Linked DNA regions of Homo sapiens: region 2 is linked to region 1. A link is an interaction called in ENCODE POLR2A ChIA-PET data of the cell type or tissue named here. Cell type or tissue: PC-9. All regions are shown on one strand.

The links. ChIA-PET counts read pairs that join two places held together with the same protein. Peaks named below come from ENCODE experiments on the same cell type or tissue, not always from the same donor. Only the 100,000 strongest peaks of a DNase experiment are listed, where the experiment ranks them.
Region 2: POLR2A ChIA-PET joins it to region 1 with 5 read pairs; 1 of 35 experiments calls an interaction of 5 or more read pairs at or near these places.

The regions. Positions count from the first base shown.
Region 1 is chr6:126,720,464-126,722,963 of GRCh38, reverse strand. It overlaps LOC105377992 (a long non-coding RNA gene), which reads right to left. Exons shown (of 5, transcript XR_001743836.2): 5 at 1,136-2,381. Among named protein-coding and RNA genes, the nearest start is that of MIR588, 240 kb to the right of the region's middle. In PC-9, no CTCF peak of the experiment used is centred here; a DNase peak (open chromatin) is centred at 1,013; H3K4me3 peaks cover 360 bases; H3K27ac peaks cover 2,500 bases.
Region 2 is chr6:126,037,664-126,040,163 of GRCh38, reverse strand. TRMT11 (tRNA methyltransferase 11) reads right to left here. Exons shown (of 13, transcript NM_001031712.3): 13 at 888-1,459. The coding sequence ends at 1,328. Among named protein-coding and RNA genes, the nearest start is that of TRMT11, 52 kb to the right of the region's middle. In PC-9, no CTCF peak of the experiment used is centred here; no DNase peak of the experiment used is centred here; H3K4me3 peaks cover 222 bases; H3K27ac peaks cover 796 bases.

The sequences.
Region 1 (2,500 bases):
GGAGGCTGAGGTGGGAGGATAGTCGGAGCCTGGGAGGTCAAGGCTACAGAGCCGTGATTGTGCCACTGCACTCTAGCCTGGGCAACACAGAAAAACCCTGTGTCAAAAAAAACTGTTAGTATTTTATAAATTAGGAAAATAAGAAAAATTAAGTTTAGAGATATTTTTACCTTCACTTTTTTTCCCTAATACTATATATTGAACATCTAATTTGTGCCTTACACAGGATGATCGTTTGGAGATAAAATGGTAAGCAAAAATATTCAAGATCTATCCTTTCATTGGATTTCCAAAGGAAAAGCATCTGGTTAATAAATCAGTTATTAGGTGGCAGATCAAGTATTCAAATTCAGGACTTCCTGATGCCAAAGCCAGGACCTCACTAGTGTTTCTTTGTCAGCCTTTCTCAGTAAAGAAGAAGAAAAATAGTGTCAGAAGCTGGTCAGTCCCTTTTATATACGGCCTCCAATTGTTCCAGGTATAATTAAACCCTAAGAAGGCAAACAAATTTTCCTCCCACTTAGCATCTACTGTTAGATTCTTAGGAATACTAGCCAAACGTCATATTCTATGGTTGACTAGTGTCCAGTGGAGAGGCTATTTCAGGTCCAATAATATATTTGATCAGACATTTGGTTACCAAATAAACACATCCAGTAGTATAGATTCTGGATACATTTAGTAATTATGGATGCTGTTAATGAAAACACCATATTAACTTTTCAAAAACATTTACTTTAGTCATAAGTTTCAATTTTTGTCTGCTGACTCTATATTTTAAGTGAATTTACAAAATGTATAGATGTTTAAGTAGGATTATAAATCCAGAGCTTTTGTGTGACTTGAATCCCCTCCTGCACTTACTTTTCTGCCAAGTAAATGTGTCATACATAAGTCTCATACCTATTTAACAAAATATGTCAAAAACTTACATCATTTTTTCTGCACTCCCAAACAAGTTCAGGATAGGGAAATCATTCCATCCTAGTTGTGGCACACATGAGTCAAAAATCAGGAGACTCACACATATTTCTAGGTGACGTGATCACTTAGTCATCTACTCACAAGCAGATTAAGAGAAAGAAAAAAAAGCAAGACTTCAAAAACAAATCACCAACAGAGGCTGGAAAACCAGTTTCAGCAAAGCAAATCAACCTTTATTCTCAGGGCTAGCTACTTTCTTGTTCTTAATAAAGAACTACTCTTCCATGCCACACTTCCCAGAGGCCCAAATGACCACTCCATGTTGTCCCAGATATGATTCAATAGAGCAGTGTCTTGCTGACCCAACCTCTTACAAATGAATACCTACCTTCTATTGATAATAGCTACCCTTATATTTCCTTGAAGATAAACCAAAAACAGCACTAAAGGAATTTAGAAAATATTTATGCATGCAATCTTTTAAGTCCAGAGCTTGAATGGTATTATCTGCTTACTGAAAAGAGTAAACATTCTGGAATGTATTTTTGGTGGTTACATGAATGGCAACTTACTTGCTGCAAATATGCCAAGTGTATATTGCAAGGGCTATACATATTGCTTACTGGTTCAACATGCATTTCTTTCCAGAATGCCAAGAAATGTTGCTCTAGCTTCTGTTGGTGCTCTATTAATGCAGATGCAAGGCTAACAGCAGTCCTCTCCTTTCAAGTCACTTTGATTACATTAACCTGCATCAGTAGATATGGCACCCCATGAGTGGTACAAAATGCAGTAGTGTACTGGGAGTACCTTTAGAGCCACATTTGAACACATTATGAAATATATGCCTCCTTTTCCTAATGAAAATGGAGCCACATTTTCCTGTTCTTTCAGCCAGATGGAATTATGATTGGTGTGTGCTTGCCTTTTACATTACTATTTGATTCCATAATAAGAACCACATGAGACAATTTTATTTTATTGGTTCTTCAGTTGCCAACATGGCTTTTGTACAACTAATAAAATAAATAAAAATATTTCCCCTGTGGTTTTTCATATAAAATACATTTGTTTATGAAGGATAAGCACATACCAATCAAAACCTGATCTGGCATGAGCAATATTGTCGTGCTTTTTCTCATTAAATAGGAAGCAAAGGAGTATTTATTAGTTTCCTAATAGCACAGTTGGCTCAGACTGGCATATACCTATGTATTAGATACTGAAGGTATTTGTTTAGAGAGCAATAGGTTAGGCTGGTGTCTTGGCAAAAGTTTCAAAACCTAGTTACTAATGAAAATATATTTCCTGGGAGGGCACATAATGAAGGAAGTAAAAAGAATAAAAAGCTGCATAGCTTCTTGGTGTCCATGGTAACTGAGCCATGATCTTCTTCAGAGGGAGCTCCTGAAAAAGCACTGCTGGCATTGCATCTTCTGTACTGCAACCAAGGAAGCCTAAAATGAACCACAACAGCATGTCTAAAGTTAGTGGCCTGCCATTCATAGAGCACAGGCCAAGATTTTGAGAATGAACTGAAAGGTCACCTTTTAAGTATACTTGAATGTAACTCATA
Region 2 (2,500 bases), 680 kb after region 1:
ATCTCATATTCCAAATTGAGTCAGTGACAAAGTTTCAAACTCACCTCCCATATAACCTCGAAACATTTTAAATAAGATGGTTTAAACAGAAAAACTGAAAATAAATCATCCTTGAATACTTTTAGATTTCCCCCCAGTGTACCACAAATCACATCCAGAAACCCAAACAAAATAATCAGTGAAATGTTTGAGATCTGCTGCTGAAATCCTGAACTGCAAGACAAGAAAAAGAGAGCAAAGCAGATAGCCTGATGTCTCTTTGCTTGGGCAGCACTATACTTTTAGAGGTCCTAAGCTGTGCACATTAATACTCTGAGTCCATAAAAGTCAGCAGTAACACTAAAATAATAATAATAATAAATACAGGCTCTGGTTAGAGAGAGAGGATCCATTTACTGCCACCCTGCTGAGGTACATTTGACCACCAAAGGCAAGAAAGCTATTAGCATCCTGAATTAATGGGTATAGTGGTTTTCAAGCAAGATATTTTCATGATGGACACAATGTGGACTCAGCAAAGTTTCTCCTTCAAGAAAAATATAGCTTCTATTTCAAAGGGCACTGATTAGGCTTAATACCATTAAGGAACCATCAAGCATTTGTGTTGCTGTTACTGCTTTTAACTATCCGTTACTTTCTAAACCAAAAATTGTGGGTAGTTAACTTGAGCAACAGTCAACGGTTAGGAATGCAGGAGCAAATCCAAGGTACAAAAGAGCTTCAAATGTAGACAGGCCTTAAGGAGTTTGGAATCTTTCTAGGTTGTCAGGTCTTAGCCTTTCTTATCATCACTATTAGCATTGTTATTCCTTCCTTGTCTGGAATTTCTAAATAAAAATTTATTTCCCTCATCACATCCCCCATGAAGACAACTAGATATGACACAATTTTAGAAATTCTCAATATGGTTTATTAGTGGCAATGTAAATCGATGACAACCAAAAACCAAATAAACATATCTACCAAATGAATAAATTCTTAACTACTATTAATTGCATATAATATATCCAGCAGATGTTTTAAAAGTCAACAATATTAATTCCCTTTGTAGATTAATTGTAAAAAAATAACTGTTTTGAGTCTATCTCCATCAGTACTTGAAAGTACAAATATACATTAAATAAGATTATAAAGACTGTAATACATACAACAAAAAAGTCTATAAAACAAAGATAACTTTAAAAGCATTGCTCAATTTACTTTGTAGCTTTTCTATATAAAATATTTTAAAACCGTACCTATTTTCTGGATCATACATGAAAGTTCACATCCAGATGTCTTTTTAAATCAAATTCTTATTCTTTCTTCATTGTCAAAATCTTAATTTTCATTCCTGGGTGGATTTTTCTTCCTTGGCAATTCTTTTTGTTACCCCACTAAAATATTTCTCACGGAAGGAATTATGACCTTGGTATGGCAGAAAATGATCACTTAGCAGATGTGAATACTGGTCCCGATTCTGTTTGGTTGGAAAATACAAAATGTAAAAATTATTTCTTTAGTTAGCTTATACCAAAGCAGTTGTTTACCTTAAGCAAAATCTTAAGCAAAATCTCACTCTCTAGTGCATATTTATCTTCCTTCACTACTTGAATTAGAAATATACCATCACTTTACATCCTTATCATGCTTGGATATCCAAAGTGTTTTCATTTACCTCATTAAAGCCTCACAAAAGACCTCTGTACAGAGGACAAATTTCTTTTTTTCTTTTTTTTTTTTTTTTGCCTCAGGGCAAAGAGAGTGGTTCCAAGTAACAGAGTCAAGGCTATAACTTTCTTCTGATTCCCAGTTCAGCACACACTGAAGTCATCTGTGCCTATGGATAAAAAGTACTAAACAAGGAAGCTTCTACTCAAGAAAAACATGTGAACCAACAAAATAATGCATTTGTGTGAGGTCATACAGACACACAAAATTGTCTGGGGGTATTTCTATATTCAGTTAATGAAATAAACAATTCGTGGAAACTTTAAGTGAACATAGTAGATGAAGATACAGGCTAAACAAGAGATTTCCATACTTGTAGACTTCACAGACAAGTAAGGACTACTGCTCAGACTGACGTCTAATGGTAATAGCAACCTGGGTTAATGTCAAACATATTTTGGCTTAGAAAATTGAGGTTCCTGGCAGGAAACACTGAAACACTGGCTTCTCATCCAACTGTGAAAAATATCTAATTAGACATAAAATTTCATTTCCCATGTGCTTCTATAAATTCATATTCAATTACACCTGGATTAATGTGATTTTTGAGGACAGGTATGGAGACTTAAATGGAAAACATGAAGCCTAATTTTTTATCCAGATTTCAGTATCAAAATGGTAGCTAAAAATATAAAAATATATCTGGAATATAACAATCCTCAAAATATTTTTTCATTTTTGCAAAAATATTTTTGCCTGTATAAAATGAGTACCTTCATTTTTCCATCATACCTAGCATTAATAAAAAAAATCCAGGTTTAGCCAAAATAATGTTGGCACATTTGTTTAT